Regions from separate parts of the Homo sapiens genome. Here region 1 is linked to region 2. A link is a loop called in an ENCODE intact Hi-C map of the cell type or tissue named here. Cell type or tissue: heart left ventricle. All regions are shown on one strand. Links, peaks and the distances in the headings refer to the core of each region. The heading gives the core; the rest is flanking DNA.

Region 1 (15,192 bases), core at 4,333-12,332, 72 kb after region 2:
GTAAAAAAATACTTGAGACTGGGCAATTTATAATGAACATAAATGTATTGGCTCACAGTTCTGGAGGCTAAATCCAATATCAAGGCACTGGCATCTGTTGAGGGCCTTTTTGCTGTATCATCCCATGGTGGAAGGTGAATGGGAGAGAGAAAGAGAGAGAGAGAGAAAGTGGACAAAGTCACCCTTTTATAAGGAATTCACTCCTGTAAATAAGGACATTAATCTGTTCATGAAGGCAGAACCCTCATGGCTTAATCTTTGAAGTTAAACATCTTAATACCATTGCAATTAAAATTTAATCATGAGTTTTGGAGGGGACACATATTCAAACCATAGAATTATGTTCCTGGTGTCCCAAAATTCATGTTGTTCTCACATACAAAAGACATTCATTCTATCTCAGTGGCCCCCAAAGTCTTAACTCATTCCTGTATCAACTCAAAAGTTCAAAATCCAGAGTCTCATCAAAATTAGACATGAGCAAGACTCAAGGCATGATTTATCCTGAGGCAAATTCTTCTCCATCTGTAAGCCTATGAAATTAAACAAGTACGTGCTTCCAAAATACAATGGTGGAACAGGTATAGGATAGACATTCCTATTCCAAAAGGGAGTAATAGGAAAGAAGAAAGGGGTAACTGATCTCAAAGAAGTTCAAAACCCAACAGAGTGAACAGCATTAAATCTAAGACTTCAGAATAATCTTTGACTTCATATGCCACCTTTCGGACACACTGTGGTGGGGATTGGGCACCCAAGGCCTTGAGGAGCTCCAGCCCTATGACTTTACTGGACTCAGCCCCAAAAGCAGCTCTCTCGGGTTGTAATCTTGTACCTGCAGTTCGCCTAGGCTGGTGTTGCATGCTGGCGGCTCTACAGTTCTGGGGTCTTGGAGGTGACCTTGCCCCCATGGCTCCATTAGGCCTAGTGGGGACTCTCTGCAGCAGCTCTGTCCTCACACTTCTCCTGGGCATTGCCCGAGTGGAGGCTCTCTGCAATGACTTCACTCCTGTGTTAAGTCTCTGCCTGTGACATCCTTTGAAATCTATGTGGAGGCACCCATGCCTTCTCAGCTCTTGCATCATGTGCACCTGCAGAATCAGCATCACATGGATGCTGCTAGGGTTTATGGCATGTACCTTCTGAAGCAGCGGGCCAAGCTGTACCTGGTCTATTTGAGCCATGGCTGGGGCGGCTGAGGAGCACTGTACTGGAATTGGGAAGCAGAGACTTGAGGCAGCCCTGGGCAGTGCAGCCCAAAGTCTGGAGGGTGCCCTAGGCCTCTCTTTTGACATATGTCCGTCCCCAGGAAGGATCTGGCACTCTGGACCTGTGGTGGGAGGGATGTCACCAATAATGTCTGAAGTGCCTTGGGGGTCATTGACGAACAGCCTCTGGCTTCCTTCTATCCACATGAGTCTCCTTATCAAATGGTGAGTTGGCTGCACCATTGGTTTCCTCTCCTGAAAATACTCTTTCATCCTCTATCACATGGCCAGGCTGAGAATCCTTCAAATCCCTAAACTGTGTTTTTCTTTTAATTATACAATTTTGTCTTTAAATAATTTTTCTCTTCTCAAAATTTAGTATACGCAGTTATGAGAAGCCCCACAGCATCCTGAATACTTCGTTGCTTAGATATTTCTTTGACCAGGTATTCTAGTTCATTTCTCTTATATTCTGCCTTTCACAAAGCACTTGGGGTGGACACAATTTAGCTAAGATCTTTGCCACTTTGTAACAAGGTGGGCTTTACTTTAGTGTCCGGTACCTTTTCTCTCATTTCAACTTGAGACCTCATCAGAATTGCCTTGACTGTCCTTATTTCTACCAACATTCTGATCATGACCACTTAGTAATCTCTAGGAAGATTCAGACTTTCCCTACAGCCCCTTTCTTCCTCTGACTCCTCCCCAGAGTTGCTCTTAATGCTCCTTTCATGGCAATACAAGCTATTTCCAGTCAGCTTCTCCAAACTCTTCCAGACTCTACCCATTGCCCAGTTTCAAAGCTGCTTCTACATTTTCAGGTGTCTGTTATGGCACAACCACCACTTCTTGTTACCAATTTTCTGTCTAAGTCCATTTGTGCTACTATAACAAAATACTTGAGACTGAGTGATTTATAATGAACAGAAATTCACTGGCTCACAGTTATGGAGGCTGAGAAGTCCAATATCAGGTGTCAGCATCTTTCAAGGGCCAGTCTTCTTGCTGTATTATCCCAAGGCAGAAGGGAGACGGTGAGGAAGGTGAGAGAGGGTGAGAGAAAGAGAGAGAAGAGAGGGCAAACACACCCCTTTCTTTTTTTGAAACTTTTATTTTTGGTTCAGGGGAACATGTGAAGGTTTGTTACATAGGTATACTCACATCACAGTCTCCTTTTAGTTCTTTGTGGTGAAACATTAGCACAATCATGAAATTCGTTTTGGGGGCTCTGGTGTGTGAGGGAGGGGCTGCAGAGCCTCCTGCTCAGAGCACACTTTCTGGAGGCTGTGCACTTCACAGGCTGGTCAGAGAGGTGGACAACGGGCTGCTCAATGACCTGTAACAGGGATGCCAATAGGTCAGACAGTGACCCTGAGCCTGGCAACACACCAATTTAGTGTCCAGCAGTGAGCTCTCAGCCCATCCAGCCCCAACCTGATTGAGCTGCACAGGGGTGAAGGTATTTCTCTCTGATTCCCCACTGAAGCGCCCAGAGCATGAAAATCCCTTAATGTTGTACAGATTATTACATCACCCTGGTATTAAGCCCAGAACCCAATAGTTGTCTTTTCTGCACCTCTCCCTCCTCCCACCCTCCACCCTCAAGTAGACCCCAGTGTCTGTAGTTTCTTTCTTTGAAACACACCCCTGTCTAACAAACCCAATTCCATGATAACAGCATTAATTCATTCATGAAGGCAGAGCCCTAATGGCCTAATCACCTCTTAAAGCTCTCACCTCTTAAAACGGTTATAATGGCAATGAAATTTCAAAATGAGTTTTTGAGAGGACAAAGATTCAAACCATAGTACCAGGCAAACATAAATGTTGTAATTTCATGTACTTATAAGTATTATTAACAAAACCTGAACAAGACAAGAGATATTTTTGATAATGAGGACATCTATAAGGAGGCGTTCTCTTCCATTTAGCAATTTCTGCTTGATACTTAATGGTGGATAATTTGGCACATAGAGGATTATGACAGACACATGTTTATTATAGATTATGTGTTTCATTGTTATAATATGGAATTTTAATGCCTTTTAACACTTTAAAGCCAATTAGCTTTGTGATATTGTCATGGAAGCCCCTGCTTTCTTCCCATTTCTGTCCACGTGGGTCTCTGCACTGTCCCTATCTGTTCACCTTCCTGGTTACTTTGCTGGGAAACTCTCATTTATGCAGCACATAGTAATTTTTACTCCAGTTGCATTTATCTTATTTACATATATTTTTATGGCAGAGGTACTTGCTCTTACTCTCATCCTCTTATGCTCCATTTTATATTTCTTCCAGTGGTTATTTGTATTTTCCACATTTTGCTAAATGGTCTATAGTTTCTTTGCGTTTTCTTTTTTGTCCTAGTAATATGGTAGGCACACAGTCTCTCTCTCTCTCTCTCTCTCTCTCTCTCTCTCTCTCTCTCTCTCTCTCTTTTGAGCCAGAGGCTCACTCTGTTGCCCAGGCTGGAGCACTGTGGCACAATCTCAGCTCACTGCCACCTCTGCCTCCAAAGCTCAAGTAACTCTCCTGCCTCAGCCTCTCGAGTAGCTGGGATTACAGGAGTGCGCCACCACGCCTGGCTAATTTTTGTATTTTTAGTAGAGATGGTTTCACCACGTTGGCTAGGCTGGTCTTGAACTCCTGACCTCAAGAGATCCACGTGCCTCAGCCTCCCAAAGTGCTGGGAATTACAGGCGTGAACCACCGTGCCTGGCCACACAGTCTCTTTTTAGTTCTATGTGGGGCAATGTTACGACAATTATGAAATCCCTTTTGGTGGCTCTGGTGTGTGAGAGAGGGGCTGCAGAGCCTCCTGTTCAGAGCACACTGTCTGGAGGCTGTGCACTTCACAGGCTGGTCAGAGAGGTGGACAACAGGCTGCTCAGAGAGGTGGACAACAGGCTGCTCAATGACCTGTAACAGGACTGTTCACAGGTCAGACAGTGACCCCAAGGCTGGAAACATACCACTTTAGTGTCCAGCAGTGAGCTCCCAGCCCATCCAGCCTCAGCCTGATTGAGCTGCACAGGGGTGAAGGTGTTTCTCTCTAATCCCCCACTGAAGCGTCCAGAACATGCGAATCTCTTAATGGAGGCTGCTGTGGCTAAGCCCCCCGGTGAGGGATGCTTTGGACTAAGAAGACAGCTGTACCCATGGGTGCCACCTGAAACCTTTGCACCACCACTGCTGGTGAGCTCTCAATGCCAGACCTTGGACTCCAGGTAGTGAGGACTGTTCCACGTGTTTTTCAGTGTCCCAGTGTGCCTCCACCCTGCCTAATGTGAGACTGTAACAGCTTTGCATGTGCAGCGCAGGCAGGGAGGATCCTGGGAAACAGGCACTGCCTTGCCACTGCTGTCTTCAGTGCAAACCAGGATATTCCCAGGAGCACAGACTGTATGTGACTATGCCCCTTTCACTGAGCACACTGGCCCGTGGCAGGAGGACTTGCTGCCAAATAATGGCTTGGAGTCCAGGGGACCGTGATCTAGGCCACAGTGGGAGGTGAAGAGGGTGTGAGCTGAGGCGCCAGGTAGGAGGGAGATGGTGCACTCGGGGGCTCCCTGGGGGGTCAGGGGATGGGCAATGGGGCTGGAGGAGTAGGAGGGGCTGGATCTGACCTGAGAAACGCACTTTTGAGAACCCAGATTGGAGAGACAGCATCTGTGATGAGGGGACCATTGTAATACAAGAGGAAAAATGTTGGAATGAATGAAGGCTGTGGAAATGGGCATGTTTTAGAAATCCAAAAGCAAGGAACATGGAAGGATCAGGAAATGGATTGATGGCCAGGCTGGGGGCGGAAATGCCAGGGAACGTGGGAGCTGGTGGTGCCGTTTGCTGCAGAAGGAAGCACGGGGGTTGGGCAGGGCATCGAGAGGGAGGAGTCTGGAGCTAGAGCAGCCTCATGCGAAGGATCAGGACAGGGCAGGTGGGAGCCACAGACCTTGCCACCACTGGGTTCTGGGGCTGCCCCGTGAGTGGTTCCCTGCATATGGTGTGAGAACCGGGGAGGGCAAGAGCCCCAGAGCTGCCAGGGCCCGTCCTCATGGAAAGTGGCTGTGCCAGTGGCTGCCAAGGCCAGAACTTCTTCCAGGAGACACTGCTGAGGAAGACGAACAGAAAGAATGAATTAGTGTAAGAAAAAAAGGAAGAGCAGCAGGAATGAATGGAGGAAAGAAGGAAGGAGGAAGGGGAAGGGACTTGGACTGCTTCTTATGGGCTGGGGGAGCTGTTCGTGTTATATGTCCCACACGTTATCTTATTTACTCCTTGGGGTAATCTGACATTTTTGCCTTCATTTTAAAGATGAGGAAACAGAAGCCTCATGGGGGTAAGCAATGGCTGGGCCAGAATCAAACCCTGGCAATGGGACTTGTGTCTCTTAGCTCCACTGCCTCTAAATGGAGATATGAATGAAACGTTGGGGGATAGGATGGACAGCATGCTCACTTACTGACTGCACGTATAATAACAAGGTGATTGTGTTCTGAGTGGTCCTTCCTGGATTGATCTGTGCTGTCAGAAGTCAGGACAGGGGCTAGCCCTGGAAGATGTGGGGGCCAGACACACAGAAGCCTTCTGTGGCATGAGTCACATGTGTCTCAAGCTGGATGCTGGGGGCTGGGCCTGTGGTAGGGGAAGCTTCTATAATGTAAATCTGGAGTCCTACAGTCACAGCATCTTTGGGTAATTGAGACAAGGGCTGATGCAATCAGTAGAATATTAGAATGTGTCACTGAGTTAATGGACACAGTGTGCCTGGAATGCACATCACCCTAAACCCGGGGATAGATCCACTGCCGTGGGGGTGGAATCTGTTAGAACTCTCCAAGCTCCATGGGGCTCGAACTTCAGTGCCAAAGCGGGATGGGTTTGTGGCTTCAGCTCTCTGGGACACAGCTGCCAGCCTCTCCTTGTCCAGCTGGCTTCTTGAAGGTTGGGATCGGAGGCTCATCCATGCACAAGAGCTTCTGGACACAGATTCTTTGGCTCCAGTCTTTGGTTCAAACAAAAGGCATTTTCGTAAGCCTCTGTCTTCTTGCCCTGCTTTGAGCAAGTTCAGTTCAAATTCTGAGTTGCTTTTGGCTCTGGCCAAATTCTGCTGTTCTTGGAGGTTTGCTTTGTTTCTTTTTGATGCTCTACAAGTCAAAAATTGCAACATACACCAAGGAGAAAACATGTGGCGAAGACAATGAAAAACAGATCCGGGCCTGCCAAAGAAAGAGGTGGAAAGACAGAACCTGTCAGTTCCATACATCGTGCAGTTCTGGGTGCTCCACTCCAGAGCAAATGTGCTGGCCTGTGGATGGAATTCTTCCTGAGTGAGCCCTGCTTTTTAGATCTGGGTTCAATAAAGATAATTCTCTTCATCCAGTGTAATCTTCAAGTGTTCCATGACTTTTTTCCCTCAAGATCTTTCACCTACTTCTTATAAAAGCAACTGAATGTTGATTTAGGTTTGGGCTGGCAATAATGATGAAAAGTTGGTGACTTGGGGCTCTATGTTCAAAAACCATCTGCATCTCACCATTGCGAGGTGGACTTGTGAATTCCTTTTTTAGTCATAAAAAACTCACAGAATTCCATGAAGGGAAGGAGCCAAGGGGCCCACCTCTCACAGAGGCTGCTGTACCAGGCGGGTAGATGATGACATTCTCGAGGGTTTGCAAGTGCTGCCAGTCTGTGAGGCTGAAGGGTGTCCACAGGAGGAGGGGGCCCTGTGTCTGCAGGCTTGTAGTCTCCAGTGAAGCAACTCAGGGAGATCCTGCTCCACATCAGAACAAAGGCTAGAAACAGGAATTTCTGACTCTGAAAATCCGGATTATAATTATAGTGGAGTGATTGAGAATACCAAGAAGTGATTGATTCTCAGGAGGTGGAGGATACACTTTCACAGTTAATACAGCATGACAAAACAAAGCAAAACAAAAACTAACAACCTTGCCCTGTGGGGTAGAAACAACAGAATTATCCTTCCTAACATCCTTAATTTTAAATTATATATCCACATGTATACATATTAGCCCATTTTTTTTTCTCCAGAAGATTGTTAGTTCCCTGAGGGTGAGGCCTCTTTTTCTTTTCCCCCCACTTCTGTTTTCCAGCCATTAGTACAGTTCCTGGAAGATTGTATCTTGACAATTTATGTAGTCATTTATTTATTTGAGTACTATTTATTGAAGGCCTTCTATCCAGTGAACACTGTTCGGAAGAATATCACAGTGAACAGAAGGGACAAGAATTCCTTCCTCCCAAGGCTTACATTTGAAAGGCATGGGAAAAACAAAACAAAAAAAGAAACCAAATAACTAGAAGGGATTGTGGTGTAAAACCTAAATCATAACCAAGGGAGGGGCATGCAGGTCACATTTTAGTTGGCATGGTGGTTACTTAGTCTCTGAGGTCATTAAGTGGCCTGTGGTCTGAGGCAGGTGCAACGTGAGAAATCCAGAGAATCATGAGGGGGTAGGGCAGGCTTAGAAAAGGGAGAATCTGCTGCCAGAGAGGCCAGATGCCATGAGTCCAAAGGAATCATCCCGCCCCCAGCAGACAAGCGTGGAGCCAGCCTGCTCCTCTGGCCAAAGCATTCCACCCCCGGACCTCTCCTCCAGGTACTTCCTGTCCAGACGGGCAGTGGCCCCAGAGCCTGGGAAACCTGCCCCACAGGTGAGGGCAAGGGGTGTGTCTGAAGTGGGTGAGAGGCTGGTATGAGCCTTGGTTGCTGCTCTGGAAACAGGAAGAAGAGATGTGGAAGAAGAGATGTGGGTATGGTGGATTCTGACCCTTGGCTCCCCAAAGTTCCACAGGTATGTGCAGTTTATCGGTCTCATTGATTATTAAGTTCTGTGGGGGAACGGCTCTGTCAACATCGTCCCAGAGACATCTGTTGATGCCTTAGTGTTCCCTGCGGTCAAGGTGCCTGCAGTATGGCGGAGGAGACTCATGCAGAAAATCAGAACTGTATTATCTTAGTGCCAAAACAGAAGTGGGCATTTTGACATTGCAGTGGCAAAAGGAGGACATGGTCAGCTACAGGTGGCTATCTTAGTTTATTAATAGCAAAATATTAAAAAATATTTTAAAAATTATATTTGCCTCCCAGTGGAGGGTCTTGGGTAATTGGGCAACCCAGTGCTAAAGATAGGACTGGGACTTTCATCATAAACCTTTTATACATTTGTGTTTTTTGACATTTAAAAATCAGAATATTTTCAGCTTAAAAAAAAACATAATAAGCTTCCATAGTTCTTAGAACTGGGACTGTCCACATCAGGAATACGTGATTTGCAATGCCAAGAAAGATGTGCTGAATTTATTCGGCAAACTAAAGAGAAAATAAAATTTATTTGAGTATTTAAAAAAACCCAGGAATGAGTGCTATGCATGCCACACACTAGCATGCCAGATAAAACAGATGTGGAGTCAGAAACTGAATGATGTGCCTCTTGACCTTTGATTTGACCTCTTGTGCCTTTGATTTTGTCATGTGTATATATTACTTATTTAAGAATTATTCATGTAATTGTAAAAGTGGATGAGGAAATGATGTAAAAACAGCTACTCCTTGTGGAAGGTTGGCCTTTGTGCTAAGTGCTGTTTGCTCCACCTCATTCCTAGAGCAGGGAGCATTTGCAGAGGCTTGGGAGGGAGTGGACGTGTCCCTGATGCTAAGGGCAGAGGAGGAGCGGGGCCCTCGGGCAGCTGGAAGGGCATCCTGAAAAGACGCCTGCCTGCCGCCGTTCTCCTGGCAGCAGGGCGCGCTGGGAAGCACCAGGCAGGAAGTGAAGAATTTCCGGTTGTCAGCGGAGGGATGGGGCGTCACCAAGTCTGTGGCAAGCACACCAAGAACCAGCTAAGTCCAAGGCTCACCTGCATGGCAAATGGTGAAGGTAAAGTCCAGCTGCCAGCCCAAAGTAGAGCGCTTTTACAGCAAGCTGCTCTCAAATCATTTCCAAAATCAAAGTTGCTGTAGCTGCAGTCAGGGAACTTCAACAGGATGTGGGCCAGGGGTAAGACAGAAGCATATCTTTACCTGGTTCTCCATCTGGGAGATGAGCATCCCGAGGGAGAAGGACAAGACACCTCAGTAAGGACTGGTGCTCAATGTGTCGGGGCGTGGGGGGCGTGGGGGGCGTGGGGGCTGGGTGGGTGGGTGGTGAGGAAGCAGGAGGGGCCAGATGGAGAAATTCGAATTGTTCCTTTTGCTGCAGACAATAGGAGCACGATAAAGTTTTCAGCAGGGGAGCCATGTGATCACATTTCTGCTTTAGAAACAAAGGGAAGAGCTCAAAATCCTGGAAAGATGATATCTGAGCTGGAAGCCCTCATTGAGTTCTGACCCTCTCCTTGTGAAGCAAGCAACTTGCCAACATCATCAAACCCTTCATTTAAACTCAGAAGAAAAACAAAACAAAGCAAAACAATGCAACCCCCAAACCCTTCCTGTCATTGACCCTGGGTCACCGTCCTATTTCTAACAGGCACATTTTAATTACTGGCAACTCATTTTCTTGATTGGGTCTCTACAGCAGGCTGGAGTCTTTACTCTTGAAGACGCCCTCCAGCTCTGTTCTCTGGTGTCCCACTTTTTTCTTTGCTTCTTAAACTGGACCAACCCAAGGCAAAATTGTGATGCTGGTAGCACTTATTTTTTACTTCCTTACTCATACTACGAGAACATCTGAATTAAATCTGAATTAAATTATTTACTTTAGTTATACAATAAAGTTTGGTAAAAGCAAATTATAAAAATGCACACATAGGGTGAAAGACTTAGGGTTACATATGACTGGCCTCATCTCTTAAATTAAAATACTCTCTCCCAAAAGACCTAGAGAGGTTACGTGATCCTAAACAACTAGCTGGTAGCAGAGTTAAGGCTAGAACACCTAGCTCCCAGTGTTCCTTCTCTTCTATTGTGTATACTGGCCTATTCTTCATTACATCTTTATTTTGGTATTTATTAGAGAGTATTTCTTCAGCTATTGCTGCCTAGAAAACTATGCAGAAACTTAGTGGTTTAATAAGAATTTATTATCTCCCATTGTTCTGTGGTTGGCTGGGTGGTCACAGTCATATGTTGACTGGGGCTGTATTCATCTGAAGGCTCAGCTGGCCTAGGCACCCTGGATGGCTTGCTCGCCTGGCTGCAGGTTGATGCTGGAACTCATGCATAGACTTAGACATAGACTCTTCATGTGGCATGGGTGCCTCACATCATGGCAACTGGATTCCAATAATGAGACTGCCAACAGACCCATGCAGAAGCTGCAAGGCTCCTTATGACCTGGCTTCAGAAGTCCTGTAGTTCCCTTCCGCCACATTCTATTGGCCACGCAAATCCCCAGGACCAGCCCAGATTCAAGGGGAAGGAAATCAGAGCCCACTTCTCAATGGGAGACATGACAAAGGAGGCCATCTTTAATTTGCTACAAGGAAAGTGGAGAGAGTAGGAAAAGCAGAGGCTGTACTGAACAGGTAAATTTGAGAATCATTGCAGTAAGAGTTTAGGGCAACATAGAATGAATTAAATTAAGTCAGCAGAAAGCTGGGTGGCATACCTTTAGGCATTAGGTAGACAGGAATCAGTAGGACACCCTCTGTCTTTCAGCACTCATGTTCTATTAGGACACAGATATTAAGCAGACAGTCATTCGGATTTTAAGTTTTAAAACAGAAGTGCCTATGGTTCGTGAATCCATCCATCCATCCATCCATCAATCCATCCATCCATCCACCCACCCACCCATCCATCCATTCACTAACCTATTCATCTATCCACCTATCTATCCACCCATCCATTCATTCATCTATCCATGCATTAATTTTTTATTTATTTATTGAGGTCCTGGGGCTAAGATCTTAGATCATTGAGCTTACGTTCTAATGGGGGGATAGATAGACCCATTGCAGGCAGTGATATGAAGAAAATAAGATGAGGAGGGGCAGTAAAGGGTGGGGTGGGAAAGGAGCTGCATTCCAGTTAGGGTGATGGGAGAAGTTTTCTCAGAGGACAGGAGAGATAGGATGGCACTTGTGGGATGAACAGGATCCAGCCAGGTAAAGATTTGGAGCAGAAACTATCAGGAAAACGCAAAGGTTCCTGGGGCACAAATGGGCTTGGGGTGTTCAAGGACCAAAGGAGGGCAGTGTGGCTGGAGCTCTGTGCCTGGGGAGCACAGAGGTGTGAGAGGTCAGGGAGGCCTGAAGCAGTGTTGGGAGTGCAGAGAGTCCAGGGCTTGCCCTTCCTGGGGCCACTGCTCTGTACAGAGCAGGTGATATGAGAGGTGGGTCTTCAGGGATAAAGGCTGCACTTGGCTTAAGTGAGTTTATAATGAGGGAGGGGTCATGGGAGGCTCAGGTTGGAGGCAGAGGAGGATACTAATAAAGATAACGAATATTTAGTTATCCCTAGTCATGTTCTTCTCACAGTCCCATTTAAGCTTTATAATCCCTATGCAAAGTGGGTGTTCTTATTATCCTAAATGGAGGGTTGGTGATCAGCGGTCACTTTCCGGGCTTGCTGACTTTGAGGTCCCCTTAGGAGGCATCTAGGTGGACACGTGTAAATAAACCATTGAGATTACACCTTGCTCATATTTGGCACTCAGTAAATAAGTGTTGCATGTGATAGGGGTGAAATATAAAATTCAAAGTAGCTCCTCCATGGTGCTGAACTTGAGCTGCTAGAGAAGTGTCTATGTTACAGCTTGCTTGGCACTGAAATGAGGTTGCTGAAATGTGAATTCAAATCCACTCTAATTTCCAATATGGACTTTTTGTGTTCATGTGGTGGTCATGTGTTTCTTTTTTGGGTGATGAGTCTCTGAACTCCATTCCTGTGTTTAGGCAGGGCCTTTCCCACCTTTATTTTGCAGAGCCCAGCTCCCACTGAAGGCATATGACCCAGATCCTGAGAACCAGATGCACCGGCCTGAGCTTTCGTCAGAAGCAAGGACACACAGAACCTTTCTTAGAGGCATCATTAGAGGACCGGACATGGTGGCCAGAGGCTGCAGGGACAGAAGTCCCAGGGCCATGTCCAGGAACTGGGCTCAGGGGACCTCCTGGTGCCACCTGCATATCTGAGCCCATGGAGTTCCTCTGGTCTATTCAGTTCTCTCATTTTAACTTAATTTTGTTTTTGTAGGCTTTCTTAAAAAATTGCCCAGTTCATTTACCTGATCACGTTTATTGTTCAGAGTTGAGTGTGGTTCTCTCGTAATTATTTAGTCTCCACTGGGTCTGTGATTATATTTCCTTTCTTATTGCTAATGCTGTTTGTGTTTGATTTTCTTCTTTTTTTTCTTGGCCTGACTTAAAGAGGTTTGTCTGTTTTATCTTTATTTTAAAAATAACCAACTGTTTATTTTTACTTCTCCACTGTGATTTCCCCCTTTATTTCTTTAATGTTTGAGTTTATATTTTTTCCTATTTATTTTGGCTTAAATTTTATTATCATTTTGCTATATCCTTGTGTCAAGCGCTTAATTCAATTATTTTGTTATTTTGACTTCTAAAAAATCAGTTAATTCTATAAGTTTTCCTCTATGTACTACATTGAGCAAACTCCACAGATTTCTGTAGGGGGCATACTAATTGTAATTCAATTTCGTTTTCCATGTGTAGGTCCAGATTTATTTGAATGTCCAAATACTTAGAATTGTAGGCTCTTGTTTTGTTATTAAAGTCTGGTTTTATTACATTGTGTTTAGAGAAAATAATATGGAGGATTTTAATTTTAGATAAAGCATTAATATCTTTTTTATCCTCAAACATGATCAATTTTTGACAGTGTTCCAAAAATATACTATGAAATATATATTATCTGTTGGAATAGAGTAATATATGTACACACTCTGCCATGTGCATATGTTTATATATCATATTTAGTCAATGGTAGTTGTGTTAGCCAAGTCCTGGAGTCATCTCGATTCAAGTTTGTTGAGGCAGAATTGTCAATTTCGTCCTCAGCTCAGCTTCAACTACTTAACAGAACCTGATTCATATAGGAATTAAGTAAATGTTTGTTGAATGAAATTCAGTGTCCCCAACCTTTTTGGCACCAGGGACTGGTTTTGTTGAAGACAGTTTTTCCATGGATGATGGTAGGGGATGGTTTCAGGATGATTCAAGTGCATTACCTTTATTGTGCACTCTATTTCTATTATTATTACACTGTAATTAATGAAATGATGGTAAAACTCACAATAATGTAGAAATCAGTGGGAGCTCTGAGCTTGTTTTCCTACAACTAGATGGTCCTCTCTGGGGGTGATGGGAGACAGTGACAGATCACCAGGCATTACATTCTCATAAGGAGTGTGCAACCTAATATAGATTCCTCGCATGCACAGACCACAATAGGGTTCGTGCTTCTAGGAGACTCTAATGCCACCACTGATCTGACAGGGGGTGGAGCTCAGGTGGTAATGTGAGCCAGGAGGAGTGGCTGTAAATACAGATAACACTTCGCTCACTCACTTGCCAGTCACCTCCTTCTGTGTGGCCTGGTTCCTAATGGGCCATGGACTGGTACTGGTTCATGTAGCTTTGCTAAATTTTTCTGCATTTAAAATATATTTTATTGAGATATTTCTGGAACTTTTGGGTGCCTAGATTTGTGATGTTATACAGTGGTGCTCATTTTAGGAATATTTATTAAATGCTTTTGGTGTGCTGGGCACTGTGCTAAGCACTAGAAATACAATGGCAGATAAAAGAATCTAGTGGCCTCCTGCACTTTATGATTCATACATTATAGCTACAAAACAAACAATAAACAAGCAGATAAATAAGTATTAATTTAAAAGAATCCCGGTTGGTGCTATGAAGGAAACAAATGAGCAGCCTTTTCAAGGTATGGAGGGGATGGGACTGTTTGTGGGACGGTCAGGAAGGTCTCCCTGGGGAGGGCGCACTGAAGCCAAGGCCAGAGGACAGGTGGCCAGCCCCATGAAAAGCTGGGGCAGGCTTCCAGGCAAAGAGACCATGCCTTTTGTAAATGTGGCATCCCCTTCTCTCATTTAATGTGTTACCTTGAGTTCTACGTTGGAAATACTGCTTCTGTCTTCTTTTTGTTAGTGCTTACATGATCCATATTTATCTACACAATTATACAATCCATACAATTAGGTATTATGATGGTTAATTTTATGTGTCAATGTGGTGTGCCTAAGGGATGCCCAGATGGCTGGCAGTGCATTATATCCGGTGTGTCTGTGTGGGTGTTTTGGAAGAGGCTGGCATTTGAATCGTGGACTGAATAAGAAGACCCATCCTCACCAGCGCAGGCAGGCATTGTCCAATCCATTGAGGGCCTGAATAGAACAAAAAGGTGGAGGAAAAGTGGATCTACCCTCTCCTGCTTGAGTGGAGACATCCATCCTCTCCTGCCCTTGAGCACTGGTGCTCCTGGTTCTCAGGTTTCCCTACCCAAACCGGGACTTAGGCCATCAGCCACCGCCTTCCCCTTTTCTCAAGCCTTAGGGCTCAGGCTGCATGTCACCACCGGCTTCCCTGCTTCCTAGCTGACAGATGGCAGATTGCAGAAATTCTCAGCCTCCACAACCACGTGAGCCACTTCCCTGAATAAGTCTCCTCTTCATACAGTCCTCCCTTGGTGTGGGTGGGGATTCGTTCCAGGACCCCCGAGTATATCAAACTCCATGCATACTCAAGTCCCGCTGTCAGCCCTGCAGAACCCGTGTGTAAGGAAAGGCAGGCCTCTGCATAAGCAGCCTTCGCTTGCTGGGAATACTGTGTTTTCCATCAGAGTTTGGTTGGAAAATCTGAGTATAAGTGGATCCATGCATTGAAACCTGTGTTGTTCAAGGGACAAGCATCGAGGATAGGCACAGGCTACTGGAGACAAATATGGGAATGTGGCTATGGGCAAGACAGTGCTGGTGGGGCAGGCATCACTCCAACAAGCGGACAACAGCAGGGATCAGTGAGTTGCCAGGGGTCTGGGCAT
Region 2 (15,192 bases), core at 4,670-12,669:
GCAAGCAGACAAGAGAAAGAAAGAAAAGGCATTCAAATAAGAAGAGAAGATATCAAGCTACCTCTCTTCACTGAGAATATGATTCTATACCTAGAAAACCCTAAAGACTCTGCCAAGAGGCTGCTAGAACTGATAAACAATTATGGTAAGATTTCAGGATACAAAATCAATGTAAAATATCAGTAGCATTTCTATATACCAATAATGTCCAGGCTGAGAGTCAAATCAAGAACACAATCCTATTTACAACAGCCACAAAGAAAATGAAATACCAGGAATACAGCTAGACAAGGAGGTGAAAGATCTCTGCAAGGAGGACTACAAAACACTGCTGAGAGAAATCAGAGTGATGACACAAATAAATGGAAAAACATTCCATGCTCATGAATAGGAAGAATCAATATTGTTAAAATAGTCATACAGCCCAAGGCAATTTACAGATTCGATGCTATTCCTATGAAACTACCCAATGTCATTCTCCACAGAATTAGCAAACAATTCTAAAATTCATATGAAATAAAAAAAGAGCCCAAATTGCCAAAGCAATCCTAAGGCAAAAAGAGCAAAGCCAGAGGCATCGCACTACCTGACTTCAAACTACAATATAAGGGCACAGTAACCAAAACAGCATAGTTCTGGTACAAACAGACACGTAGACCAATGGAACAGAACAGAAAACTCAGAAATAAAGCCATAACTTATAACTATCTGATCTTTGGCAAGGCTGACAAAAACCAGTGGGGAAACAACTCTCTGTTCAATAAATGGTGCTGGGATAACTGGCTAGCCATATGCAGAACAATGAGACTGGACCCTGATCTTTCATCATATTAAAAAAAACCTGAAGATAGATTAAAGATTTAAATGTAAGAACTCAAACTGTAGAAATTCTAGAAGAAAACCTAGGAAATACTCTTCTTGACATTGGCCTTGGCAAATAATTTTTGGCTAAGTCCCTAAAAACAACTGAAACAAAAAAATTGGTAAGTGGGACCTAATTAAACTAAAGAGCTTCTGTACCATAAAGTAAACTTTCAACAGAATAAAAAGCCTACAGAATGGGAAAAAATATTTGCAAACTATGCATCTGACAAAGGTTCAATATCTAGAATCTATAAGGGACTCAAACAGATCAACAAGCCAAAAACATAAGCCCATTAAAAACGGGCAAAGGACATTAAACAGACACTTCTCAGGGAAGACAAGTGGACAAGAAACATATGAAAAAATGGTCATCATCACTAATCATCAGAGAAATGCAATCGAAACCACAATAAGGTACCATCTCATACCAGTCAGAATGGCTGTTAGCAAGGCCATGGAGAAAAGGGAACACTTATACACTGTTGGTGGGAATGTATAATAAGTTAGTTCAGCCACTGTGGAAAGCAGTTTGGAGATTTCTCAAAGAACTTAAAACAGAGCTACCATTTGACCCAGCAATCCCATTACTGGGTATATACCCAAATAAAAATAAAACATTATACCAAATAGACATATGCACTTGTATGTTCATCACCATGGTATTCATGATGGCAGAGACATAGAATCAACTTAGGTGCCCATCAGTGGTGGATTGGATAAAGAAAATGTGGTATGTATACACCATGGAACACTACAAAGTCATAAAAAGAATGAAATCATGTCCTTTGCATTAACATGGATGGAGGTGAAAGTCATTATCCTAAGCATATTAATGCATGAACAGAAAACTAAATACTGCATGTTCTCACTTATAAGTTAGAGTTAAATATTGAGCACACATGGACACAAACATGAGAAAAATAGATACTGTGGACTACTAGAGGGAGGAAGGAGGGAGGAGGACATAGGTTGAAAAGCTACCTACTGGGCACTATCCTCAATACCTGGGTGTGATATGCCCATGTAACAAACCTGCACATGTACCCCCATATCTGAAATAGAAGTTGAAAAAAAAAAAGAAATAATGCTCTATGGTAATCTACTGATTAATTACCTTGTTAATAAATATGTAAAGCTCAGCACTTCCCCCAACCCAAACCAAAACCAAATAAGAAAACAAACAAAAAAAACCTATGTATGCAGGTGTGTGTGTTTTCTATAATTACTTCTTTTCCTTTGGTAGGCCTACTTTTAGTTCTTTGAGAAATCTCCATACTGTTTTCCATAGAGGTTGCACTAATTTAACATTCCCACCAGCAGTGTATAAACATTACCCTTTCACAACATTGTGCCTATATCTGTTGCTTTCTGACTTTTTAATCATGGCCATTCTGGCTGGGGTGAAGTGGGATCTCATTGTGGTTTTAATTTGCATTTCCCTGATGATTAGTGTTGTTGAGCATTTTTTTCCTATGTTTATTGGCCATTTATATATCTCCTTTTGAGAAATGTCTGTTTATATAATTTTAAATTTCATACAGCTTGAATCCTTTTGGTTTTATTAACACTTATTTTATAGCCCAGAATATGGTCTTTCTTGGTGAATATTCTATGTGCACCTGAAAAAATGTGTATTCTGCTGTTTTGGGTGAACTATTAATGTCAATCATGTCATGTTAGTTGATAGTTTTATTTAGGTCTTCTAAAATTCTTCCTGCTTTTCTCTCTCTTTGTTTTATTAATTGTAGAGTGAAGGGTATTAAAATATTTTATCATAGTGGCTTCATGTATTTTGAAACTCTGTTATTAGGTGCATAAATGTTTACAATTGCTACGTCCTCTTGATGAATTCACCCTTTTATCAATATGAAAAGACCATTATTATCCCTGATAATATTCTTTGCACTGAAATCTACTTTGTCTGATATTACTATAGTCAGTCCAATTTTCTTTAGATTAGTGCTAGCATGGTCTATGTTTTCCATTCTTTTTCTCTTATTGTTTTTGTGACTATTTTTGTTAGTATCTCTGTGTATTTTTAAACTGTTACTAAATGCCTACAAATTGAGGATGTATATATTATCTTAATGAATTGATCCATTTAACACTTTGAAATGGTATTTTTTATCTTTAGTAACACACTTTGCTCTGAAATCCACCTTGTCTGATATTAATATGGCCTCTTTAGCTTTCTTTGTATCAGTGTTAGCATGGTATATTTTTTCCCCTCATTTTTAATCTATTTGTGTCTTTATGTAAAATGCATTTTTGATTATATATGTATTTTGAAAATTGATTATTTATTGCATGTACTTAAGATATACAACATGATGTTTTGATATACATATACATACTGAAATGACAACAGGTAAACAAATTAATATATCTATAATTTTCCACAGTAATCTCTGTTTTTGTGGTAAGAGCACCTAAAATCTACTTTGCCAGCAAATTTTCAATATATAATACAATATTATTAACTATAGTCCTCTTGCTGTACATTAGTTCTTTAGACTTACTCATCTTACCTAACTGCAAATTTGTACCTTTGACCTACGTCTCCCCATTCCTTCCCCATCCTACCCTGAAAACCACTATTCTACTCTCTGTAGAAAGAGTAAAATTTTTTGGATTGCACATGTAAGTGAGATCATGCACTGTTTTTATTTTTGTGTCTGGTTTTCTTCACTTAACATGATGTCTTCTAGGTTCATCCATGTTATTGTAAATGGCAGTATATCCTTTTTAAAGGTTGAATAGTATTTCATTATGTAAGTATACCACAGTTTCTTCATTCATTCATCCATTGATGGACAGTTACATTGTTTTAATATCTTGGCTATTGTAAATAATGCCACAAGGAATATGGGACACAGATATCTTTATGAAGTGCTGATTTCATTTCCTTTGTGTATACACTCAGCAGAGGGATTGCTGGGTCACGTGGTAGTCCTATATTTAATATTTCAAAGAACCTCTGTACCATTTTCCATAATGGCCATACCAATTTACATTTGCACCAACAGCATACAAGAGATCCCTTTTCTGCACACCCATGCCAGCGCTTGTTATCTCTTGTTATTTATTTATTTATTAAATAATAGTCATTCTAACAGGTGTAAAGTGATATCTCATCATGGTTTTGATTTGCATTTCCCTGATGGTTAGTGATGTTGAGCACCTTTTCAGATACCTGTTGACCATTTTTATGTCTTACTTGGAAAAATATCTGTTCAGGTCATTGCCAATTTATTGATTGGGTTGTTTTTACTTTTTAGTTTGCTATTGAGTTGCATGAGTTCCCTGTATATTTTGGATATTAACCCATTATCAGATATATGGCTTGAAAATATTTTCTCCCAATCCATTGGCTACCTTTTCATCTTGTTAGTTTTTTTTTTTGCTGTACAGAAGCTGTTAGTTTGGTGTAGTTTCATTTTTTATTTTTGCATCACTGCCAGAACTTTTTGTGTGATATTCAAAAAATCATTGCCAAAACCAATAACAAGGAGTTTTCCCTCTATATTTTCTTCTAGGAGTTTTATTGTTTCAGGTCTTATGTTTAAGTCTTTAATCCATTTTGAGTTAATTTTTGTGTATGATGTAAGTATCCAATTTTATTCTTTTGTATGTAAACCATATGTTTATTGGCCATTTATATATCTCCTTTTGAGAAATGTCTGTTTATATAATTTTAAATTTATATTTTCCCAATACCATTAATGAAAAGACTATCTTTCTCCCCATTGTGCCTTCTTGATGTGCTTGTCAAAAATTATTTGACTATATTTGCTTGGTTTTATTTCTGAGCTCTCTATTCTGTTCCACTGGTCTATTTGCCTGTTTTTTTTTTTTTTTTTTGTTTTGCTTTTGGTCAGTAACATACTCTTTTGATTATTATAGCTTGGTACTATAATTTGAAATCCAAAAGTGTGATGTCTCCAACTTTGTTACTCTTTCTTAAGGCTGTCTTGGCTATTTGGTATCTCTTGTGGTTCCATATATATTTTAGAATTGCTTTTTTTATTTACTTAGAAATGCCATTGGGATTTTGATAGAGATTGCATTGAATCTGTATATTACTTTGAGTAGTATGGGGATTTTAACAATATTCATTACTCCAGTCCATAAACATCAGATATCTTTCCATTTGTTTGTGTCTTCTTTAATTTCTTTTCCCAATGTTTTTATACTTTTCAGTGTACAGGTCTTTCACTAACTTGGTTAAATATATTCCTAAGTATTTTATTCCTCTTGATGCTATCATAAGTGGGATTGTTTTCTTGACACTTTTTTCAGATAGACTGTTATTGGTGTAAAGAAGTGCAACTAATTTTTTATGTTAATTTTGAGTCCCACAACTTTATTAAGTGCATTTTTTGGGTCTTGATTTTTTGATTTTAGCTGACAATTTCTGTCTTCTAATTGGGCTATTTAGGTTATTTACATTTAATGTTATCATTGATATTGTTAGGCTTAAATCTGTCATCTCATTTATTCTGTATTTTTCTCATGAGTGTTTCCCTTTTATTTGTATGCCTTTTTAAGATTTATTAAATATTTCGTATAATTCCATTTTATGTCAATTTTTGCCTGCTAGTGATAGTTATGATTTGTGATAGTTATTTGTTTTGTTATTTTAGTATTTTAGTGGTTACTTTAGAGTTTATAGTATATATCTTTAATTTATTGCAGTCTGTCTTTAACTAATATTATACCATTTCATGAATACTTAATAAAGCCCTATAATAGTATACTTCCATTTCTGCTCTCCTGGCATTGTGCTATTATTGTCATACGTTTAACATCTACATATGTTATATAAACCTTATGCTATAGTTATTTTTGTTTAAATACTTAATATTTACTCTTTAAACAAAGATATTTAAATAATATTCAAGATATTTAAATAATAAAACATATTTTACTTTTGTTTTTACCAGTCTCCATGCTCTTCATACACTTTTACAGATCCACATTTCCATCTGGTACTTTCTTTGTCATTTCTGTATATTTTGCATTTGCTGGTGAATTAAATGATTTCAACTTTCATATGACTGAAAGTCCTTATTTTGTCCTTAATTTTGAAACATAATTACACTTTACAAATCATAACCATTACTAATAAGCAAAAACAGACATAAAATGGGATCATATAAAATATTTAATTTTAAAAAGGCATACATATAGGGGGAAACAAAGAATTGATGAGAAAAAAACAAAACAAATGAGATGATAGATTTAAACCTAACAATATGAAGGATGTAGAATTCTTATTTCACCAGTTTTTCTTTTTGCTCACCTCTACCTTAAAAATTTGCTCTATTGCATTCTCTTTGCTCTATTGCATCCTCTATTGCATTCTTGTTTGAATAGTTTTCAGTAAGAAATTTGTTATCCTTGTCTTTGATTACCTGTATATGACATACCTTTCATTCTCTGGCTACTTAAAAAATATACTCTTTATCACTGTTTTCAAGAAATTTGTTTATGATGTACCTCAGTGTAGTTTTCTTCATATTTCTTATGCTTGGGGTTCATTCAGCTTCTTAGATCTGTGAATTTATAATTTTCCTTAAATTTGGAAAATTCCAGTCCTCATTTCTTTAAATATTTATTTTCTCTCCTCGTTCTCTTCCCCTTTAGAGACTCGACTTACATGTATGCCAGACTGCTTGAAGTTGTGCTGCAGCTTACCCATGAGCTGTTTACTTTAACAATTTTATTTTTTTTCTGTTTGATTTTGAGCCATTAAAGGGAAAGGTAGCAGTTTCAAGGAACTTACAAAGGAAAATGGCATATTTACTTTGATAAGCTGTAATTAAAAAAAAATAAGTCAGGTCTTTCCTGTCCAAAACAGTGGCTATCAAAAAATAAGAGAGCTTTTGTAAAAACTGGCAAATGTCAGATTATTCCTTGTTGAAGGAAACGGTTTATTTTTGTGTAGAGATTTTCCCTGCCTGAATTTACTGATTTTCTCTCCATTGTGTTATTTGACATGCTCCTCTATTCTCTGTATTTCATGTAGATTGGTAGATAGATCTGGATGATACAATTTTTTTGACAAGAATATTTCATAGGTAGTTGTGTACTTCAACAACGAAGCACATAATGTCTGATTTTTCTCTTGTGATGTTAACAGCCTTTGACAGTCATCATTATCACTCCATATGGCAATTTAGTTCCAGTAGACGCCTCATGAGTGACTCATGGGAGTAAGATGTGTTGAGTTTTTGCTTTTTTTTTTTAATAAGAGACTGCCTTAAGCCTTTAAATATTAGTCTAACTGGATGTAAAATCCCTGGCCTCATTCATTTCCTTGAGCATATTAAATATGTAATTCCATTGTCATTTGGCACAAAATGTTGCTGTTAAAATGTCTGATGCCAATCTGATATTTCTTCCATTTTAAATGTTTTGTTATTTTTGTCTGGTGTTATCCACACAAACAAAATAGTTTTTGAAAAATAAGTACTCTATTTCAAAATTTCAACTACTGTTCTCAGATTGACCTGTCTTGCTAATTTGTACTTTTTGGAATTTTTTTGTTTGTTGGTTGCCAGTGTTACTAGAAGTGTCATTGTCTCATGCAGCTCACATAGCTGTAAGTGGCTTGTTCCTGCTTTATAATTTTGGGTTTATGAAGATACGTTGTCATCTAGATGTTTTAGTATATATTATATTGCCTATGGGCTTTTGGGTCTTCCTAGGAGCTCTGTTTATAAGGACAGGGGCTCTCAGGAGAATTCACAAACAATGCATATGCCATTATACCTGTTTTCTCAATCTTCCTAGTAGGTTTTGAAAATCTTGGATGTGAGTTTTGTTGGTGTCTTTGTTTGTATTTTCTTTTGTTTTGGTGTTCATGACTTTTAGGGTACGTTGGCTTTTCCCTCATTTCCCTAACTTAGACCCACAGCTGCTGACCTCCCACACTCCTGCTCACCACTACTTTTATTCAGGTCATAAAGGACTCTCCATTACCTGGTGGTGTTGAAGATGTTATCCATAGATTCATTTTTTCCACTTTCATATTTGATCTGTTTAGTTTTAAGGAGTTTGGAACATTAAAAAAACTACCCTGCTGCTATGGTCAGTCATATCATTGGAAGTTTATGGAACTTTTTTTCCATATGGAAGTTAATGGAAATTTGTAAAAGTTTTATCACACCATAAATGTCACTATGTCATACTGGTAGTTCCTTTTTTTACACTTAAATTGTTTTTGGAATTTATCCCTGTCGATCTATATATATATATATATATATATATATATATATAATTTTACAATTTCTCTGTGATATTTTCCCCTTGTATCAATATGCCACATTTAATTCACCAACTCACCTATTCATTTGCATTTCTGCTATTTCAGATTTTTCACTATAACGAAAAAGACTGCAGTAAAAATTCTGATATATTTCTGTTTGAGATCATATGATAGTTACTACAGTGTTTATTTATAAAAATTCATATTTAACCTTTCAAAAATTAAATCACCTAAAAGAGCTTTGTAAATGGAACATGGTATACAAATATCACATACTTTAATTATCTGAGATTTTGGCATTTTCTGATTTTTACAAAAGATCTCTTCCTTTTTGATAGCTGCTTTTTTGAACACGAAAGACTTGACTTTATTTTTTTTTAATGACAGCTTATCAATGTAAACATCCCATTTCCCATTACAAGTTTCTTGAAACTGCTTCCTTTCCCTTTAATGACTCAACAGAGCACACATAAAGAACTGCACAAACACATGCACACCCCAGAGAGCTTTGTGTGAAAATCTCTGTGTTGGTAGTTTTCTGTGGTGGTTACCCTTTTAGTTTGCTCTAAAACATCCTAAAAAGAGTAAGGAAGGATATATTGGATTCCCTTCCAGGCTCTTCCATCCTATATCCATGTGCTTGGGGTTTCTGATGGGCTCCCAGCATTTCCAGCCAGGCAACTTTGCCTGGACAGAAACAAGATTTCTTAGTTTGTACAATATTTATTAATGAATAAGTGAGCCTGACTCTTTGGCCTGGAGTCCTTTGCTTTTCATTTGGGTAAATTAACTTAGGAACACTAAATTCAACTCATTGAATTTCCTGTGTATTATTTTGTTGAGGAAGCAGTGATCGTAGTGTTTTTAGATATGGTCCAGGCAGCTGTGACTGCCCCAGATGAGGGTAAGAACATTTCTGTTTTCCCCCGGCTGAGACCTCACACGTTGGTCTCAGTCTCAAAGGGAAAAGCCACCAGCTGTTTGATAAATGTGTTCATTTGTTCATTCACTTGACATGCCTTTATGGAACACCTGCTGTGTGGCCGGCTGTGGTAGAAGCTCAGGATGCAAACACGATGATGATGATGATGATGATGATGATGATGATGATGATGATGATCACACTGAGCACAATGATGATGGGTTTAGATGTGCTTGTTTCCTGGTAATAGATGGAGAATATTTTTTCCATTGCATGAATATACTACATTTAATTGATCAATTTTACAATTCATGCACATTTAGGATGTTTGTTCCAATGATTTACATGATTAGCTGCTTTCATCTTCACAATAATCCTAGAGGTTGGCAATATTGTTCTCGCCCCTATTTTACAGACGGGAGAAGGAAGGCACAGAGAGTGAAGCAGTTTTCTTGTAAGTGCTCTTATGTGGTGAGCCTGGGATCCCATCCTAGGCAGCCTTATTCCAAAGACCACATGCTCAAGAACTCTCCTCTCTCCACCTGTCCAGAAGTAGTTGCTGTCCTAAGGAATTCACAGGCTAAGAGCTCAACATGCAAATAAGTCACTTATAGTACATAGTAGTAAGAAACAATAGCTGACCACTTAGACAGGCGTAGCCCAGAGAAGAGGGGACTAGCTCACCTCTGCAGGTAGGAGGAAGTCTGCTGGGGAGACTCCTTGTTTTGAAGGATACATAGGCTCAGCCCAATCAATTCGGACTCCTAGAGAAGGCGTTTGTACATGGCAGTGGGGGACTATGTGGACAGTGTGAGCAGTGGTGGACTATGTTGACAGTGTGAGCTCACCTACAGCAGGGCAGTGCGGAGGAACAGGAGGCTCCCCAAGAGAGTCCACTTGGGGTCAGAAGTTCAGGCCCTGCCACTCTGCCTCTCACGACCTCTGGCAAGTCACTTAGCTCTCCTGATGTGGTCTTCACTTAATCTCACACATTGGTCTCAGTCTCAAAGGGAATAATCAATGCAGAAGTTCCTTGTAAATGGCAAAGTGCTGGGCACTGTGACGGCTGCTACCACTCCCTGGAAAGGACAAATGAGGCCTGGCGGGTCTCATTGGGGGCAGCGTGAATCATGGCTCTATCGCCTTGCTCCAGTGACTGCCTCGTAAAGCTTCATCTAATCCCTAGGTTCCAGCCTTGAGCTCCTCAGGAAAGGTGTCAAGTATCACGTTTCACCACGAACTGTTGGTGTTGACCTGACAGTCAGGGCCTGGCCAGCGAGCTGAGGCTGCGCTTCTCCACGCCACTCAGCCATGGTCCCCTTTCTTCCTCCATAGGCAGAAAGCATCTGTTTCTGTACAATAAAGAGAGCGGCTCCACTGATAACACAGTCGCTCAACCGGCCCCAACCACCAGAACAGTAGCACTGGTTAACTCTGTGCACAGAAGCAGGGACTTTCCCTAAAGTAGTTCTCAGAAACTGGGAAAGTAAGACTGGGCTGAGGGTTTATCCTAGAAGAATGTGTCAGGATAGCCCCTTTATTAAGAGGTTTCATCCATGATTCAATCTATAATTCCAAGAACTCTCATTTTTTAGACTTAACAAGCTCTCCATCAATAATGGCTGGAGAAAGACTAAAGAGCATATTTTAAAAACTGAAACCTGCAATCTCCTGATGATGGAGACCAAAAATGGAAATAATCACACAGATTTCTCTAGGTCCTCAGGCCCTCCAGGTTTCCCAGGCTCCCTCTTGAGAGAGCTACATTCCATTCAGACCAGGGGGAATTTACATTGAGGGATCCGTCTCATTGTACTCTGCTGAACCTAGCAGCCAAGCTGGCCAGAAGAGTCCTCACTTGCATGGCAGGTGCTGACATTGGCAGGGAAGCCTTCCCCAATCCAGCTCTGTGTCATTCTTGGGAATGGGCAGTGGCCCGTGTGTTCTCCTGAGGTTGGAGTAGTTTCCTTCCCTGGCGAAGCTGCAGTGAGGAGGCCACCGGGCATGGCAGTCTGGAGTTCAGTGTGTCCTGTGCTTGCTGTAGAGCTCCCTTTCACTCTGGGTCTGCTGGGAATATGTGATCATGAAATGCACTGAGAAGAGGCAGCACCACATCTTTGGATAAAGATGCTCCATCAAACTAACCGACTAAGGTCATGACCCCAGGGTGATCCCTAAACCCAGAGCCATGGCCACCCTGGACCTCCCCACCCAGCCATGCTACCTGTGTCTAGGCCTGGGGGCAACTCAGCTCTGCTTCTCTCAGAAGCTTCTGGTCAAAGAATGGTCTGTCCTGCCTTGGCTGTGGTAAGGCTGCCACACAACCCATTTTAGGAAACTTTCATGGTGATGGTTGGGTTGGACGACCTGCTGCCTTTAACTCAGTGTCCTGGATGTCACCTGAAAGGCATCGGCTTCACAACATCCTAGACCTTAAGGCTCTGAGCCCCCCACTTGCTTCCTGGCAATGTGTGCTTAGTCAGCCTCATGGCTGCTTCAAGCTTCCCACTTACGATGCCTCTATCTTTGTTCAAGTCCTTTTTAACATATTTCGTTCCTCCAAATTGTGTAATTTGAATTTGGTTTTACTTTGACTGACTATGATATTTTATGGAAACACATGATGATAAGCCCCCAGCAACTTGCATCTCCCTTAGCTGAAGTGTGAGTTGGAGCCCTGAGCTGCACACTTCGATGGTGCTGAAAGAGGGTCCTGGAGAGGCAAGCAGGTGCATTTGGGCATGCGCAGCCCTGGCCAGCTATATCCTTTGCTGTATTCTTCTCAGCGTATGGCCCTCCAGACCTCCTAGCTCGCTCACAGTCATAGCCAAAGTCACGTTTTGCCCTCATCTACTCCCCTTCCCCTACTCCATGGGGCACACCGGCCTCCTGCCTCCTTGGCCATGCAAGGCACTGGCTCACCTGCCTGGACACCTTTGCACACCTGTCTACAGGATGGCGCCATCACCTCCTCCAGGTCTTTGCCCAAAAGTCACCTTCTTGGGGACTTGTTCTTTACCATTTGATTATTTAAAATTACAGCAGATTCCTAGAACCAACCATCCCTTTTGCTCTCTCTCTCTCTCTTTTTTTTTTTGCCCTTCTCACCATTGGGCATGCTCTTTACTGATTGTGTATTTCTCCCAGCCACTGTGTAACCCTTAGAAGACAGATTTTTTTCTTTACAACTTTTATTTTCGGCTCAAGGGGTACAAGTGCAGGTTTTTTACACGGGTAAATTGCGTGTTGTGGGGGTTTGACGTACAGATTACTTTGTCTCTAATAAGGAATAAGCACAATACCCCATGGGTAGTTTTTAATCCTCATGCTCCATCTTCTGCCCTCAGGTAGGCGCGGCAGTCCTTGTTCCCTTTGTGTCTACACATATGCAGTGATCAGCTCCCACGTCCATATGAGATCATGGAGGACAGGTGTCTGCCTGGTTTGTTACCTTCCCAGTACCTGGGCAAGAGTATCCATGAACTAATGTGGAATACATACCTTCTAAGGAATAAATGAACATTATATCCTCATATTATATAAAGAATATCATTTGAAGTATTTCTCCTTGTGTAACATCTCTCTAAGTAAAAATTAAATTTCTCTAGTAGAATAACTTTAAAACAACACAAAACTTCATTTATCCATAGATATATATTTAAGCCATCTTTTTACTTTTTTGTAAAAGTTTTGAAAAACTTTTTCTTTCAGGCAATAAAAGTAATTCAGAATCATTGTAAAGAGTTTTTAGAAAGTACTGTTATTTTTAAAATTAGTAATTAGTAATAATGCCAGAGTTAACCACTGTTAGCACTTTGCTATATTTCCTTTTATATTTTTATCTATGCTGCACATTTGCATAGACACACACACATGCTTCTATAAATACTTAATGGTATTTGTCTACACACATATGTATATATATATATTTAGGTTGGAATTGTACTATGTTTACTTTTATCATGTACTATGCCAAGAACATATTATATATTGTTCATTGCTGGTCTTTCTGGAACACTATGTTCAGAGATATACTATCATTTCACCACATATAATCTATCATAATTTAACTAATATGCTATTGTGGATAATAAGTGTTTTCATTTTCATTATCTATTGAGTTTATTGGTCTTTAACAGCTCTTACTTTTATTTATTCTAATTCCTTTAGCTTATTTTGCTTGTATATTTTACCTCTCAATAACCTTCAAAGTTTAGTCTTTTGTCCTTATGTTCTTTCAAAATGGCATTTTCTTGACTCTCAGTGGTTTCGTCCCATGGCCTGTTTACCTTTAGTTCCTTGATTCTATCTGTCTCACCTTCCTTGTATTTTCTAGAGTAGATCTCATTTCCGGGATGTGTTTCCTGGCAGGCTTTCACTGTGGTGAAGTGGGAACAACGTGACCCCACAGCCCACTTCCTACTCTGTCAGAACCTTCTCCTCAAAGAGCACGCTCAGGACCTGGGGTTCTTCCCCCTGTGGCTGGCTAGGTCACAGTGCCCTCTGGAATCATGTTCCCAGCCATCCCTTGCTGAGAGAGGAACATTCCATGTTCTAGAGTCTCTAACATGTGCAGCCTCTGATGAGGAGCAAGAATGCCCCCTCTCATCCAGCCTTGTCAGGGCCAAGTGAAAGAAGCCCGGGCAGGCCTGGGGAAGCTGCCCAAGGAGCCTCAGTAGTCAATGCTGGCATCGTTTCTCTCTCAGCCCCGTCTCTGTCACTTTGAAGCTTTCTACTGGTTTCCTTTGAGTCCCCTCAGCTCCCCAGTCAGATCAAGGAAGAGCTGGTTGTTGCTTTCACAGACTTCAGGGGCAAGCAGATCTGAGTACCTCGGGGGTCAAACAGACCTGCCCCAACCACAGCGTTGAAGAGGAGATCCATTTCCTAAAAATGGGGGGAGACGGCTATTGGTGGGATACTCTATTCACATCTGTCTCCACTGCATGTCTACAGAACGGCTCCCTGTAGTCTGGGAGTAGCGTTCCCTGGCTTCTCTGAGCTTCCTGCGGTCCACGAAAGGCTGTTTCCCTTGACAGAAGCCTTTCCTCTTCTTCCATATCTGGTTGACTGCATGTCCTTTGGAGCCAGCCCTCTGGACTGAGGACTTGAATCTCTGATTAATCCGCCCAGTACTCAGCTCCATGGCCTCAGTGGTGTCCACGAGACTCTTGACACGGGACCTATTCACAAGGGAAGGCACCTCCCCACAGATGCACCTGAAAGCCGTGGACCCTGTGATTCTCAGGAATTCGGCTGACTGATGGAGCAATCCTTCCCACACGGGTGAAGGTGGAGGACTCCCCTTGACCCAGACACACGGGTATTCCGTGAGTTTCTTGACGGTGCCAGTTCCTCTGAAGTATGGATTTTACTCCTTGGTGTTGTCTGATTAGATAAACTCTCCAAGATAAAGATCCGGATATATTGGCAAGGGACCTGGCTTTTAGAAAACATATTCCTCAGATTTAAAGTTGTAGGCCCTCTTTTCTCTCCAGGTATGTGAAGAAAATACCTTTGGCAAAGGTCTTGGTGGGCTGGCGCCTGTATCTGCTTAGCTTCTGGAAGAACTGGCTCGTGCACTGAGAATCTGCTTCTTCCATATCTGGCTAGAAGTCTCATTAGATGTATGATCTACAGTCTGGCCAGGGTGCATTCCATCTACTCGGCTTCTGGGTCCCATTGCAATCCAACTTTAACCTTGATTCTCTGCCCCAGGAGAGGGATGGTTATCTGAGAAGACCCATCATTAGGCCCAGCCTTGGGCTCCTGGGCCCACCTGCAGCCAGTGGGCCATCCTCTGGGTGGTTTGCAGCCACAGTTGGGAGGGAGGTTGAGTTCAAGGGTTTGCTAGTTTGTAAGTGAATTTTATTGCTGTAACATCATTCTCACTCACTTGCCCTCTGACGTGCTTTCTTGGGCAGGAGGGAAGGTCAGGGTGACTCAGTGGTGCAGAAATTATCTTGATTCCTGGGCACCCCCTGGACCCCACCTGGGCCTCTGGTCCAAGGAAAGCAACGACACTCACGTTAGGGCCCTGAATACTCAAGTCCAGCCTCTGCCTTTTTGTAAATAGTAAATCTACCCGAGGTTATGTACATCCCAAAGGGGAAATGTGCCTTTTCCACCCTGTTACACA

The links. Hi-C counts contacts between places; a loop is a spot of excess contacts. Peaks named below come from ENCODE experiments on the same cell type or tissue, not always from the same donor. Only the 100,000 strongest peaks of a DNase experiment are listed, where the experiment ranks them.
Region 1: it touches region 2 in a loop (2.1-fold over the local background); 1 of 110 quality-filtered maps calls a loop at or near these places.

What each region holds. Positions count from the first base shown.
Region 1 is chr10:43,837,580-43,852,771 of GRCh38, forward strand. LINC00619 (long intergenic non-protein coding RNA 619) reads left to right here and starts at 7,727. Exons shown (of 3, transcript NR_033923.1): 1 at 7,727-7,828; 2 at 7,954-8,023; 3 at 12,095-13,043. RefSeq lists an enhancer at 4,737-4,906 and a cis regulatory region at 4,822. In heart left ventricle, for the core only: a CTCF peak has its summit at 8,828; a DNase peak (open chromatin) is centred at 8,932; H3K4me3 peaks cover 309 bases; H3K27ac peaks cover 4,326 bases.
Region 2 is chr10:43,765,333-43,780,524 of GRCh38, forward strand. LINC02658 (long intergenic non-protein coding RNA 2658) reads right to left here and starts at 13,570. Exons shown (of 2, transcript NR_134483.1): 1 at 13,250-13,570; 2 at 12,230-12,518. LOC105378275 (a long non-coding RNA gene) reads left to right here and starts at 13,614. Exons shown (of 3, transcript XR_945906.4): 1 at 13,614-14,551. In heart left ventricle, for the core only: no CTCF peak of the experiment used is centred there; no DNase peak of the experiment used is centred there.